Linked DNA regions of Mus musculus: region 1 is linked to region 2. A link is a loop called in an ENCODE intact Hi-C map of the cell type or tissue named here. Cell type or tissue: left cerebral cortex. All regions are shown on one strand.

Region 1 (8,000 bases), 120 kb before region 2:
TTTGTGTTGACTGTTTGGTTAAGTTGAAATCATATGCTACCTTAAAATGTCAATTATTAAAAAGATCTTTTTTCAACTGAAGAATGACACCTCTTTCTTCATTTTATTATTTTAAATTGTTATTAGTGTAAAACATGTGTATGTGTGCATGTGTGTTTTGATGTGTGCACTGATGTGTATTTGTAGGTGCCTGGGTATGAGTATGTGTGCACATGTGTGCACTTGGAAGCCAGGAGTCAAACTCAGTTGCTGTCGTCAGGAGCCACCTTGGTTTTCAAAGTGTCACCCTAGTTGCTGGAGCTCACCAAGTTAGCTAGGTTGCCTGGTTAGGAAGTTCCAAGGAGGCTCTACTCCCCAGGTGTTGGTGAGTACCTGGTCTTTTTACATGGGTGCTGGGAATAACTTAGGTCCATTCTCATTCTTTCTTTGTAAGCATTTTCCATCTCTACTATCTTCCCAAGCTGTGAGATCTTTGTCTTTTTTTAAATTTAAACTATTGTTTTAATTTTGTAAGTGATCACCTGTAAGTATATCTGATATCACTCATGTGCCTGATGCCTGTAGAGGTTACAAGGCTTTTATCCCTTGGAACTGGAGTTATAGACAGTAAGTCACTATATGGGTCCTCAAAGCAGCAAGTACTATTAACCACTGAGCCATCCCTATAGCCTTTGTGAGAAGTCTTTTAACTACTGCTATTATCAACTGATCTGGATTGTTTGTTAAAACTATTGACTTAAGGAAGCTATTTTTGGACAGATTTTAACTAAAAGGAAAAGAGAGGGAAAAAAGCCAACCTTTGGTGACCTTCTGTACCTATGGGATAGCGCTATTAAGAAATTGGGAATTTGTCTACATGCTATCAGAACACTCCCAAGAAAGCTTCAGGCTTGATTTGCCGTGGAGAGAAGCACTGTTGCTCCCTGCCAAGCAAGCAGGCAACAGTTTGTTGTCATGAACATTTCTTCACATAGTTTATCTCATGTAGAGTTCTCAGGACCAGCCAACTTTGGGATTTGATTTATAACATACAATGGTTATGCTCCATCAGATAAGAAAGGATGTGGAGGAATCGACATCTGCTGACTCTGGTCTCTCTGGCTCTTTCTAGACTGAAATGATGGTTAATCTGATACTGTCCAATTGACTTTTGTTGCATGTTTTTCAGCCATGCCCTTTCCTTGTCACATTCATGCATTAAACTTCCTGAGTGTTTAGTCTCAGAGCTCGAACAGTCGGGCTCTTCATAGCCCTTGGCATTCACTTCTAAACCACATTCAGTTTTTCTGGCAGTGGAATTTCTGCCAACAGAATCTGACCCTCTTACACCACAGTCTTGAGTGAATTAGCTCTGCTCAGAGCATGTGCACTTCTGCAGGGACCATCAGTAGTAAATTTTGTTTTAAGTACACATCTTGGTAATAAGTGTGTCATCTTTAAATTTCAGCAGCATTTTGTACATAATATTTTATAGATGATATTTTATATTTAAATGGCAAGGACATGAATGATTGACATGGACCATTGACCTTTATATGGAACATGTGCAGATCATACAATAAATTAATAACTGATTTTATATCTTTTTTGCCCTGAAGTTGATGATACATATGGTCTTTAAAAAAAACTTTTCATTCATATATGCATGTATGAATGTATACATGTATGTATGTATGTATATGTATGTGTGTATACATGTATGTATGTATGTATATGTATGTGTGTATGTATGTGTGAGGGCATACACATGCCATGCATGTATGGGGAGGTAAGGGGACCTCTGTGGAAGTTGGTGGTTTCCTTCTCTTATGTAGATCCAGGGACTGAGCTCAGATCATCATGCATCATGCTTGGCGGCTTGTGCCTTCTGCTGAGTCATCTTCCAGACTGTGTGTGTGTGTGTGTGTGTGTGTGTAGAGGTTTGAATAGGAATGGCCCCTGTACTCACTTATTTGAACACTTGGTCCATAGGTATGGCCTTGTTGGAGAAGGTGTGGTTTTGTTGGAGGAACTGTGTTACGACAGTCTTTGAGGGCTCGTAAATTTAATCCAGTTCTCTTCCTGTTGGCTGTGGATCTAGATGTAGAACTCCCAGTTACCTTTCCAACACATGTCTGCCTGCATGCTGCCGTGGTTCCCACCATGAAGATAATGGACTGAACCTCTGAAACTGTAAGCCAGCCCCAGTTATAAGACTTCTTGTGGTCATAGTGTCTTTTCACAGCAATAGAAAGTCTACCTAACTAAGACTGTGTATATGTGAGATAGAGATAAGGTCCTGCTATGTAGCTAAGGTTAACCTAGAACCTACTATGTAGTAGAGGTTAATTAACTTAATTGCCCAGGCTGGCCTTAAGCTGACAGTATTTCTCCCAGTGATAGAATTGGAGCAATGTGCTTCCCTACTGACTTTGGTACATTTTTTAAAAACAAACAAAAAAACGAAAGTCAACCAGTAAAATAATGTGCTGTGATCTCTGATTTGGAAGTGACTAGCCTGTTGTTTGAATTTGATGAGAAAAGGTGTGGGTATTTTGATTCCATGCCATCATGAGAAAGTACATTTCTCCCTGGCTGTTAACCAGTATCAACAGTCTAAAAATCTATGGATCTCAAGTTGTGGCCTCATTTGCTTCCAGTAGGTCTCTCAGTGACTCATATATTCAAGCTCAATGAATACTCAATATTTTATGTTCATCTGAGTGTGTGTATATGTGTGTGTGTGGAGGGGGGCTTGGAGTCAGTTCAGAATAGTTGTTGCTGATCCTGGCCAACTGGTTTATCTGAATTGGTTCCATGTATTGGTTTCAGCCCAGACTTAGAATCGATGACATTCTCGTTCCTTTTAAGGACTCCCTGCTTTAGACATCCCATTTGAAATCTGTTAAGAACATCATAAGCTGGTCCCCGATTTATTGATTTTCCTGGGTCTCCGACTATGTAAAGTGTAGCCAGCCATGGCGTAAGCCGAGTAAGCTCTGAGTTCCCTCTCTCTGCTCCAACATGGATGCTAATTCTACACCTTGGTATGTTTCCTAGGAGGGGCTTTTCAAATTGACAAATGATGCCTCTTGCAGTCCACTGGGTCCCTGCCCCTTTTGATGTGCCTAACGGGAAAGCTAGCACCTTCTATACTAGTGAAGGTTATGTTTTCTGTTTTGTTTTGTTTTGACAGATTCATTATTGTCTAGCACTTTAGCTATTATTTTGTCTAAAAGAACCATTTAGCATGCATGTAAGTACATGTGCACCTGTGTGTATATGAACACACACACACACACACACACACACACACACACACACACACACACAGAAATATTAGTATGACATCAGGCTCTTCTGTTTTTTCTAAGGCAAGTTGCAACATTCCATCATTTCTAAAAGGCTTGTGAAATACAAGTACTCATCTTGAATGGCTTTCCTAAAGGTTACTTGTCTTCTGGCTTTCTGTTAGAGATTTCCTTTAAAAGCCAATGTGAAATCCAACTAGAAGAGTTATTGTGGCTTCTAGAGCAGCTTCAAATTGTGTTCCATATTCTTTTGTTGGGGAAGAAACATGTACCTGCTAGGACAAGTAAGGACAGGTTTTGTTGTTGTTACTGCTTTTTTGCCAGTGTCACCTTATATTCACATATGGATTTTATACTTAGCATGTAATACAGCTATGGTTATTTTAGCGCAGAGTGCTTTAACTTCTGAAGTGTCCAGCAGTAAACTACATGCAGGAGATGTTGTTTCCATCAGGAGCCTCTCGCGTTCTTCATGTGTTCTGGAATAAGCACTTGCAGTTTAAGTGAGACTTGGAGCTCTTCAACAGCTCAAGCAATTCTTGTTTAATGAGACCAAAAGTGTGTTTAGATAAATACTGATGCATCTCCAGGTTACCCTCACAAGTGTTGTTCAGAGGCCTTCTCTTTGGGGGAGTTTCTAGCATTACACTCTGTTTCTGGTGACTGTTCATTTGATTGTTAGAGTGTACAATTTGGAATCAGTTTTCTCCTACTCTTTGAATCCCAGGAATTGAACTCAGGTTGTAAGGCTTAGCAGCAAGCACCCACTAGCCATATCACTAGAATTCATTTTACTATTTTTAATAAGATAATATAGTTTGTGGCTTGTTTGTTTGGTGTGTATATATAAAAATTTATACATGTGCATGTGGAGAACAGAGGACAGCCTTAAGATGTCCATCATTCACCGTTTTGGGGGAGGAGGCAGGGACTCTCACTGGTTTGGGACACCCCAAGTAGGTTAGACTATGGGCAGCGAGGTTCAAGGGTCTGCCTGTCTCTGAGGCTGGCTGGGCTTACAGGTATACACCACCATAGCTGACTTTATATTGGTTCTGATAGCTATATCCCCAGTTGTACTTCAGTCCTCATGTGTCTTCCTTCATAAATTGTCACAGTAAGAGATGGCTCATTTATTATAAAAATGAGAACTGAAATTGTTACAGAAATTCAGTCAGAAGAGGATATACAAAAATATAGTTAAATTTTATATAAGCAAATGAGGAAGTGATTATATAAGAGCTAGTCATCCTCTCCCACTTATATTATTTTTTATGATTGAACCTAGATTTTACAGGCTGAGTTATTCATAGTTTGGCATTTGCTGCTGTTAGTACAGGGCCTGCACGCTGACTTGTACTCAGATTCCCATTAGCTGCTGCTTTGCATTTGTGGGTATCATCATCAATGCCCTCCTCAGAGTTTCCAGGAAGGAGCTATGTTTAGCATAGTTTCAGTGTTACATATTTTACTACATCTAATTTTTGAGTTTGCGTATTACATGTAGACTTCAGAACACAATGAAAGAATCCTAGAATGGAAGACAGGACACCTGGGTTTCATTTTCATTCATGACCATGAATGCTTATTGTTTTATATACAGAATCCTGAGCAGCAAGCCACACGGTGTGCTCATGTTGAAGAACAGTTACTCTCACCCATCTGAAAATTCACTACGTTAGCTATTGAGGAAAACCCCTTGATTCTTACTTGTATTGTTCTTTGTTCCTGCTGGAATATAAATCTTTTATGTGTTGTTGGAAGAAGTGAGGAGACACAGCAGAATTTCAAGATAATGCCATCTGCCAGTTTTCTACTTAACAGAATACTGAGTTTAAAAATTTTTTAAAAAAGCAACTTACTTCCAAACTTGCATCAATGACTGTTCATATAATCTAGTACAGCTGATTTATGTTATTTGCCAGAGATAATTACTATTGCCCACTAAAATAGTGATTAAAATCTGTTTGATGTTTATAATTGTTTTTGTATAGATTTTGAAAATGTGCTTTAAAATGAGAGTTCTCTAACAGAAATTCTGTAATTTCATTAATTACTGAATATATTCCTTTTACTATTTTACTGTTTTGAGACTTTCTACCTAAGTATATATTATAGTATATCCCGTGTGTGTGTGTGTGTGTGTGTGTGTACGCGCGTGTGTACCCAAGTATTTGTATCATTTCTGTGCCACCCTCTACCACCTCCAACTCCTTCCACGTAACCTAACTACCATGTTCTGACATCTGTGGGTAATAGGCATGCACATGGTATACATACATACATACATACATACATACATACATTCAGGAAAAACACACTTTAAAGGGGAGGTAGAAAGATTGTAAGAACTAGAGGAACAGGTGAGTATTCTTCAATAATATCTTCTAGACATGATAGAGATGCTGTACTCATGAACTCTAAACAATATGGCAGCCTATAGAAGACCTGCAGGTACTACACCAGTCAATATGCCAACAGGGATAGAAGCATAATTTCACATGATCTGGTCCCATCTCTAAATGAAGTGCTATAGGCAGTCAATTGTGATAGAGGAGGGAGAATTAGTTTTCTCTATGAATGAACCTAATACTTTTCCCAATACTAAGTAGCCAAGTGTAAAATGAACACAGACACATCCACAGTTGTGAAGTCAGAATATGGTAGTAGATCACCTGGAACTGCGAGTGTCAGATGATTGTTAACCATCACGTAGGCAGGCGCTCTGAGTTTCAAACGCAGGTCCTCTGTAAGAATAGCAGGTACTCTTAAATACCAAGCCATCCCTCCAGTCCCTTTATACCTCTCTTTTGATAAAAATGTTCTCTGAGCCTTAGGTGCAGGGTTGTGTAGATCCTCCAATTGGGGTTAGGCACCCCCTACTCACTTATTGCTTGCATTTTGACAAGGTGCAGATCTCTGTAATAACTTCTGTCTGCTGAAAAATCTTACTTAAGGAGGAGTAAGAGCTGCACTTCGTTGGAAGCTTATATTGATTTAGAAAAGTAGTAGTACTGGTTTCTCCTCTAGAACCTATGACCTTTCCAGCCACAGTTTCCTTGTCAGGTTTACAGTACGAGGCATGCATGCATTCCCTATTATTGTGTGGACCGTAATTCCAATGAAACAGTTTGCTCCTCTGGGATGTAAGGGCCGTTGTTGTACTGTTGGACATCCCTTGCCAGAACAGTTGTTACTATAGCTCCTAGGACTCACAGCCAGGAGATGACAGATGATAACTTTTCTCTCCGTGCAATTTGCATATCACCTTTGTGCACTGTCAGTTAGCCCTCAGGAGGGAAGCTTCCAGGTCACTACCAGCTTTACTTCTCCAAGTTCTGTAACCAAAGTGTGTGGTGTGACCTCTTCAGTGACAGTGCATTACCTTCAAAGTCTGAAAGACAAGCAATGGAAGTAGAAATAGCCTATATTATTTCACTCGCTTCAATTTCTCTAACCAGCAAATTGAACGAGGGTATCGCTAGCCTAGTACTGGGTGGAGGGTGTTGGTTTGTTAGACTATGGCTTGTGGAACAAATATTATCACCCCATGTGGGTTAACTCTATTTTAACTGTATACACACATATTATAACATGTGCATTTTAACTCGTAGGCTTAAATAATACATGCATTTAAAAATAGCTTTTCCTATGGCTTTTTAAACATTCTTATGTTTCAAGCATCCCCCCTTTTAAAACATCCCCCCTTATCCTTTGTATTTTCTTCCTTCCCCTCCCTAGTTAAGTGCCTTATTTTTTTCTCCTTCCCCTCGATAGCATCTGTGTCCTACTGTCCACATCTCTAAAGATCATTCTCTTCCCCTTTCCCAGTGTCTCCCCTCTACATTCCTGCATTCTACAGGTACTTCAAGTTCTGTATCCAAACTCAATGAGCTAGCATTCACAAATAAGAGAAAACACAGGAATTTGACTTTCTGGATTTGGGTTATCTCATTAGTGTAATATTTTCCAGTTCTATCCACTTACTGCAAATTTCATAATTTCATTTTTCTTTACAGATGGATAGAGTTCCATGGTGTTTGTATATGGCATTCTCATTATCCATTCAATAGTTGGACCTCTGGGCTGCTTCCATTTCCCAGATGGAAATGCATGGAGCAGCAGTGAACATGACCAGTAGTGAAGGTATCTCTGTAGAAGGATATCTAGTCCTTTGGATAGCTGTCAAGCAGTGTTAGTGCTAGGTTATATGGCATATGTGCTGGGAGCTTCTTGAGAGTGCTCATCGGGAATATATTTTCCCTCCCTTCCATACTGAATGAGGGCCCCCCATTTCTCACATCCTTGTGAGCATTTGTTGTCTCAATTTTTTTTTTAAGATTTATTTTTATTGATGAGTATACTGTAGCTGTCTCCAGACACACCAGAAGAGGGCATCAGATCCCATTACAGATGGTTGTGAGCCACCATGTGGTTGCTGGGAATTGAACTCAGGACCTCTGGAAGAACAGTCAGTTCTCTTAACCACGGAGCCATCTCTCCAGCCCTGTCTCAAATTTTTAACCATTCAAGAGCAGTTTTGTTTTGTTTTTTGTTTTGTTTTGTTTTGTTTGTTTGTTTGTTTGTTTGTTTTTTACATTTTCTTGATTGCGAAGGATGTTGGCCACTTTTAAAGAGACCTCTTAGCCATTTTTATATTTTCTTTTCCAGTCCATCAGCATTTTTGTTGCTGTTGTTTGTTGTTCCAGA
Region 2 (8,000 bases):
TTTTTATATGATGTGATACAGGGCATCAATTTTTTCCCATTGAATAAAAAGCTTTTCCAGTGTTAAATACTGGGGAAAAAAATCTTCCTCCACGGTGCAGTGCACTCTGGTGACAACGCATGTGACTGTTAACACTTGGGTTTATTTCCAGTCTTTGAGTTCTAGGCCATTGATTGGTCTCCTCATCCTTATGTCAAAGGACACTGTTGACAACTGGAATTTTGAAATCACAAGTCTCAGTTTTGTTTTACTTTTCCACAATTCTGGGTGATTCGTGGTCTGTGGCTATTTGATCTGCGTTTTAGAATCTCTTGCAAGAACCCCCTGCTGTTCTGAAAGGATTGTGAGGGTTCTGAAGCTCGGTTTAAGGAGCCTCCATCTGAGCAGCTTTACATTTGATGCCTGAATGTGGGATGCTTTCCTGTCTGCTTAAGGCCTTAATTTCTTTTCAAAATCCCTTATGGTTTTCAGAATGTAAATTTTGTGCTTCTATTAAAGGGTTCCTGAATATTTAGAAGTGCCTTCGATGGCATTATGAATGCATTTTTATCTCACTTTCATTCCTGGGTTGTTCATGACAATGTACAGGCATATATTTACATGCCACTTAACAACAAGAATGTGTTCTGTAAGCTGCATCATTAGGTGCTGGGAAAGATCAAGTGTACTCAGCAAACTGCTGATATGAGCCACTCCAGAGCTAAGCGGTATGGTGTAGCCTGTTGATGCCAGGCTACAAATCTACCCAGTATGCTAGTAGTGTTGAATACTGTTGGCAGTTAAAACACGTCAACATGTCTAGATATCAAAACAGCACATCAAAACCATGGTGTCAACATTTTAAAATGATATACCTCACCATGCTTGGAGAATACAGAACTGGAAGTTCCTCTGTGCGAGGCACTGAGTGAGTAACCTTGTGCCTAACTGTCCCTCCATAGGCTGTAACAGTTCTGTGCACTTCCTATGACATATGGATTCCAGTAGTTTTCCTCAACGAAAGTTAACCTCAGCCTACTATAACTTTTTGCTTTGTACACCTTTATCTTAGTGCTTTTGTAATAACATTAAAATACACACACTGGAGCTTTCTCAGTCACTGTTCTGCTGCTTTGAGGAGACACCATGACAAGTCACTCTTGAAAAGGAAAAACCTTAGTTAGCGGCTTGCTCACAGTTTGGGAGGGTCGGTCCGTGATCTTCATGGTGGGAAGAAGGCAGGCAAGGCACTAGAGAAGTAACTATGAGCTTGAAACCTGATCTACAGGCAGGAGAGGGGAGGAGAGACAGTGTACCTGGTGCAGACCTCAGAGCCCACTCCCACATCCTCCCAACAAGGATATGCCTACTCCAACATGGCCACACCTCCTAAATCTTCCAAACCTGGGGACTAAACATGCAAATCAGAAAGCCAGTGGGGGTCATTCTCACTCAAAGCACCACATTACCTATGCAAAATATTTCTTTAAGTTATTTTATAACTTCTATGTAATTTTCCATTTTTAAATATTTTCATTTTTAAGCTTTTTCTTACAAGTACCAGGCAAGCACAACTGTTATTCTAGGTCTACCCATGGCAGGAAGACTAACCTCAAAGCTAGATATATCACAGCACCTTCTGCTGTAAACCCTCAGAGACTGTAATGCTGCCATTTCCTAGAAGAACTTGACTTTCTTCTGGACTTCTTCCTGAAGGACCTCCCTGAGGCTAATTTTAAGTTGTGTGTGTGTGTGTGTGTGTGTGTGTGTGTGTGTGTGTGTGTGTGAAGTATACTTAAAAGTAGTGACTAAAACTATTGTTTTTGTAGTAAAACAGTCACAGAGGCATTTATCATAATCAAGCACTATGTACTGTGGATACTTAGTTTGTACTTTAATCCAAGTGTAAACATAGTAGATTTCTTTATATCAGTTCCATCATAGACTCATGAGTTTTATGTTGTTTATATATATTACATATTACAAACAATAGTTATGGCATAGTAGTTTTTCAGTTCTATCACAATTTTACATTAGTTTGGTATATTTACTCCATTGCTTACCAAAATATCTTTGCTTAGTTCACAACCATCTGATTTTATTAAAGTGTGCGTGTGTGTGTTTGTATGTGTGTGTTGTACTAACACTGTATATTCAAACATATGTGCCTGTGTGCACACAGTCAGTGGAGGTCAGAGAATGTGAGGTATTCTGCTTCATGGTTTTTGACTTTATTTCTTTGCGACAGGGTCTCTCCCTGAACCTGGAGCTAGATAAGGGTGGTGGTGAGCAAGCCCCAGTGATCCTTCTCCGCCTCTTCCCGTCCTGCTCAGCCCTGTTCTTCCAGGCATGCCTGACCACTCGTAGCTTTTGATGTGGGCACTGGGATGGACTCACAGTGTCGTTCTTGCACTGAAAGCGTTTTTTCTCCACTGAGTCTTCTCTCCAGCACCAGCCACAGCTGATTTCTAAAATGTGAGTCTTGTGTCCTATAACCTTGCTAAATTTAGTAGTTCTTAGTGAGTGCAATTGCACTTTAATGGGTGCCTCATGATTTTCTACTTAGACAAATCCTATCATCGCTGTATGGTAATAGTTTTACTTCTTCCTCTCCAGTGTGGATGCCTCTCACTGTCTACCTAGCTGTCCTGGGGAAACTCTGGAGAACAGCGCTGAGCAGAAGACATGTTTCTCTAACCCTGCGAGTAGCAGGAACGTGTCTAGGCTTTCACCGTTAGCCATGCTAGTGTGCTTTTAGCGTGAAAAGGAATTGGAGGGCTGGGGAGATTTGCCACAGAGATATGGGACTCAAGTTTGAATCCCCAGAAGGCATGGACAACTGAGTATAGTCGTACAGTTCTTTAATTCCAGTGCTTCCACAGGAAGATGAGAGTTAGACACTCATGGGCCAGCTAGGCTGCAGTATGCACTGGCAACCAACATAAGAGAAACCCTGTCTCAAATAGATTGGAAAAGAAGAATACACCCCGAGGTTGTATCATGACTTCCACATGTATATTGTGAGCCTGGATTTCCTGACCATACAAGATAACCGTGGGGCTTTTGTTGTATTGATCTCAAATATCATATTAATTTTACCTAATGTGATTGGCCCAGAACTCATTGTTAGGAGACAGTACAAAGCTCATAGTATAAATTTAATTAAATAAATAAATAAAATTTAAAAAAGACCTGCTGTGGGTTTCAAAGAGAGTGAACATTTTGCTTACTGGAATTAGAGGAACAAGGCCAACTGAGTATATTTTGCACAAATGAAATTATTTTCTGTTTTTTCCTCTTAAGCGACTGATTATTCACTCATAATTTTGAGGTTGTTTGGCTTGCAATTCATTTTACTTTTCCTATTATATGATCCCAGCTCTTTTTATATCTTTTAAGCAATCGCAGTGATACTCCTAGCTTGAACTCTATTACCCTTAGCAATTTTTGTTTGGATTTTAATTGAAAGCATTTAAATAGGAAGTGATATATACGTCCAAGCAATCAGCTATGCTCCTCAGGCGTGAAAGGATCACTCTCCTTTGTGCTGGTCTGAACGTAAATAGTGGTGATATACTTCCTACTTCTCAACAGTCGAGGTCCACCCAGAAGCTTGCGACTATATAGAGTCCCGGAAATGTCCTCATTCCCCTTTCTAGCCTCTGATATCATCTCTTAGCATAGAATCATGTTAAATGGGCACGAGGCTTGTGTTTGAACCAATTAAAGGGACAGTACCTTTAACTTGCTAAGAACAGATTGCAGCTCAAGTCCTAGCCATCTGGCACCTTCTTGCCCTTGTCCCACAAGTGCTGTGGGCTAGAAAATGTGGGCAGTGCCAGTTGCTGGACGATTACCCACAAAGGGCTTGCTTTGGGAGGAATCATCTTCCTGAACACAGAGCAGCGTGCTGTCCCTTTAAGTTCTGAAATTTAACTGAATATATTTGGTGAAGGTAAAGCAGTTATTTTAAAAATACATTATTCAGGGATCACAGCGGTGCTTTCAGGGATTAAAATAGTCTAAACAGTATGTAATTTCAGGGTTTCTAAGATCTGCATAGAATTAGCATATCCAGCTGGATATAAAATGATACGTAATACAACACCCACCCCACCCCACCCCACAAAAAAACTGGTTTTCTCTGCATTGTATGTGCCTTCTTTGGTTGGGAGAGAAAGATAAAGTATTGTATAGCCTCCTATAGGAGATACTGTAAGGGCTTCAGAAACAAGTGCACTCTACATTTGAAAGGCTCCCTGTTTTCTTCGCAGGTCAGATGAGCAAGATGCAGAGAATGGTGGGTAAGCATCCCAGAGATTAAAATGGTACCTACCTACCACATAAAGAAAACTTAATGAGATGTTATCTAAGATGACTGGCAAATAAGTGCCATTCAGTGTGAGCTAATGCCTGCAGTCCTGGAAATAAGCCCACCTTACAATTTACCTAGAAGAAAGTTAGCAAAACTAGATTCAGTAACAGCTAGTATAATTTACTTCTTAATAATGTGTGGGAGCTCTTTTTCTAAACCGCTGTATTTCCAACTTCATAGGCAAACTGTGAATTATTTAGTGTCTTCAGAGAATTCCCATCATTGTCTCACCTGCAGAGAGCTGGGGAGGATAAACTGAATCTTTATTTAACTCTAAATGTGATTTCTGTACATTTAAGACCACTTTTAGAAATTATACGTATACACTTTTGTGTCAATTTAGCAGTTAAAACTGTAGCAATTATTTCTGGAAGGCAGAAAGAAAAACTGCACTCAGGAAGGTTCTGAAAGTGGCTGTCTGCAAACTGGTGAAATCCCGAGCCTCGGAAAGCCACATTTGCTTATCCAACAGCACATGCGCACCTGGGCCCCGCAGAGCTGTGCATGCTGCGCCTGCCGTCCAGCCCCAGCCTCTCTGCTCCCTGGCCCAGACATCATGGAAACAAAGCTGACTCGTGAGGGGAAAGAACTGTGTGCGTCCCTTCCCTGTCACATTTCTTCTTCTAGCTCTGCCAGCCAGCAAGTGGATTATATCTACACTTGATTCTAAGGAGCAGTTTGCAGCAGGTGGATTGTATCTACACTTGATTCTAAGGAGCAGTTTGCAGCAGGTGGATTGTATCTACACTTGATTCTAAGGAGCAGTTTGCAGCAGGTGGATTGTATCTACACTTGATTCTAAGGAGCAGTTTGCAGCAGGTGGATTGTATCTGCACTTGATTCTAAGGAGCAGTTTGCAGCAGGTGGATTGTATCTACACTTGATTCTAAGGAGCAGTTTGAGTTCCGGTGCCCACTGAAGCCAGGGCCGTCAGATGCCCCTGACAAGTCCTGGTGTTGGGAATCAAACTTGAGTCACCTAGAAGAGCAGTATTTGCTTATCTTTGTGAATATGCGTCTTTCTTAATTCCCTTCTCTCTCCAAACTTTGCCATTACCAGAGGAAAGTTCTACTTTATCATATTGCTATTAGTGGAAGCAAAGCAAAAATCTTAACACAACACTACAGATTCCCTGGATCATTTCTAATGGATATACCAGCTCACACCATACAGGGGACAGCAATCCAGAAAGAAATCCTTAAATCCTTTCAGTTTGGCCCCAAATTTCACCTCCAAACTGAATTTGCTATTTTCAAACAATGATATTCACAATTATTTTAATATATTTAGTATGGTTATTCTTATTCTGTTCATAATACTGATACTAAATTTTCTACATTTGTTACAAATCATAGAATCTAATCTGTTGTATATTTTTTTACTCTAAGAACGTCAATATTAAATTCTTAATTCCTATAGAGCTATAACTTCTGAAAAGATGAAATGGCCTGCCATTTTTCTCATTAGCTAAGTGTTTGTTTCTTACATATTCAAGACCACTATAAAGATGGGCATTCTTCCATTATAGAAATTCTTTTCATAACTTGAGTTTGCACACTCCTTGGCCACTGCTCCTACAGTTCCCAGGTGCATCAATTAAAAGTTGTTTCCTGTGGATCACGTCAGGAAGAGTTCAGAGTCTAAAGCTCTTCATATTGTGGCTCGTCGCTGCTGCTTCACCTGTCCAGTGAGCTTGTGTTTCAGAGAAGAGAATGGAATCCAGGAAGTCTGAGAGCCTTGCTGAAGCCCTGTGGTGCAGCAGGGAGCACTGGCACCCAGGGCCAGGCACTGACTTTCATCTAGAAATCCACAAATAATGGTATATAGCTCTAGTTCTTAATAATTCCATTCCCTCTCCCTGAAACAATGGGAATGCTGTGGAAGGGTAGTCAGGAGTTATTTATACATTTATAGCTTACTGTTGATGAGCTGATTTATTGTGTTTTCTAATGATTCAGTGTATTTTCCTTTGAGAAGTTCCAAGTCACTTATAGAAAGGTTATTCTGGTAAAGCATTGTGGCTCTTAAAAATATACAAAAACTGAGGCCTTTAAACTTTTTCTCGTATTGTGAATATTTGGCCCATTCTCAAGTCATTGTTAACGTTATTGACACCATGATTTTTATTGGGTGGGCTTTCCTCCAGAGCGGGGAGTCACACCGTGCACTGCATAACAGCACACAAAAGAAGCCAGCAGAGTGCCATTGTGCCATTGTGCCATTGTGCCAATGTGCCATTGTGCCATTGTGCCATTGTGCCATTGTGGCCGGAAGGGTTAGGGATTATAGACTTCCCCAAACAAGATCCAATGCTTTCACTTAGGCTTAGATTTTACTTCTCAAAACATTTAGGTGTAAAAACTTGAATTATGATTTGTAAGTCAAGCCAAGTTTGCTTTAGGAAGTTATGCAATAACTTTAGTGTAAGCGGGGCCATGTCACACCTGATTTTCCTGTTTCCTCATCTCCCATTCTTAGACATTCAGAGTTCCTTTACCCATCGGCTCCTGCTGGCCCTGTTGGTTCCTAGCTTTTCACCTAGTTGATTATATTCTGTTTGTTTTGGTTTTGGTTTTGGTTTTTTGAGACAGGGTTTCTCTGTGTAGCCCTGGCTGTCCTGGAACTCACTCTGTAGACCAGGCTGGCCTCGAACTCAGAAACCCTCCTGCCTCTGCCTCCCAAGTGCTGGGATCAAAGGCGTGCGCCACCACTGCCTGGCAATTATACTCTTACCTAAAAGTATTGTCCTGTAAAATTCTAAAGATGATAAACTTCTAAATTTCTATCAGCAACTGGATGATAAAGTGTACTGTATACAGGCTGTGGAATATTACTCAACCTTGAAAAGGCTCTGATTCAAGTCACACTTGTGAATGGATCTTGAAAACATTTTACTAAACATAAGCCAGTCACATCTGCATAAGATCCCTCGAATAAACCAATTCATAGGATTAAAAAGAAAAATATAGTAACGATTGCTGTGGGCTCAGGGAAAGGCCAAATGAGGACTGGTTTATTTAATGGGATGATGACAGTTGTAGCAGTGGGAAGTGGTGAGGACTGTAGACCCTGAAGGGCCTTGATGCCTGTCATTTAGACATTTAATGGCAGGTTCATACTGTGTAGAGTTTGCTTCAGTAAGAAAGCAATACTGACCTGAGCTCTCTGTGACATGAAATAATAGCACACTCCTTTGGGTTCCAAGTGTACGCTGAAGGAGCAGCCGGCCTCCTACCATTCTGAATGGCTCCTTCATTCTCATACAGGGTGGAAAAACCACAGCTGTGTTTACTTTTCCAACCCCATCTTCTATTTTGAAATATAACCTGTTTGAAAATGAGAGCCAAGGTCAAATAACACAGCTTTCTGCTCACCTCTTCAGTTTGCCAAACATTGTTTTTCTAGTGGAGTTCTAGGCTAGGCGAGGCCAGTGAGAGTAACACTATCACTCCTGTGTTCAATGGCAGAATTGAATTTGCCTGCCTCAGGACATCTGGATGCAGAGGGGTACAACATAGCTGCTTTCACGTTTGTGCATATATGAAAATGCACAGTGTGAGCCAGCAAGATGGCACAGTGGGTAAAGGCACTTGCTGCCACACTGGAAGACAGAAGTTTAGTCCCTGGAGACCACGTGATATTAGGA

What was found. Peaks named below come from ENCODE experiments on the same cell type or tissue, not always from the same donor. Only the 100,000 strongest peaks of a DNase experiment are listed, where the experiment ranks them.
Region 1: it touches region 2 in a loop (2.0-fold over the local background); 3 of 42 quality-filtered maps call a loop at or near these places.

Annotation. Positions count from the first base shown.
Region 1 is chr6:8,284,479-8,292,478 of GRCm38, forward strand. All of the region lies in intron 2 of Umad1 (UMAP1-MVP12 associated (UMA) domain containing 1), which reads left to right. Among named protein-coding and RNA genes, the nearest start is that of Umad1, 29 kb to the left of the region's middle. In left cerebral cortex, no CTCF peak of the experiment used is centred here; DNase peaks (open chromatin) are centred at 1,241, 4,290 and 4,719; H3K27ac peaks cover 1,363 bases.
Region 2 is chr6:8,409,357-8,417,356 of GRCm38, forward strand. The region is part of intron 3 of Umad1 (UMAP1-MVP12 associated (UMA) domain containing 1); the gene reads left to right. Among named protein-coding and RNA genes, the nearest start is that of Gm46952, 68 kb to the left of the region's middle. In left cerebral cortex, no CTCF peak of the experiment used is centred here; DNase peaks (open chromatin) are centred at 3,775 and 4,876; H3K4me3 peaks cover 547 bases; H3K27ac peaks cover 1,666 bases.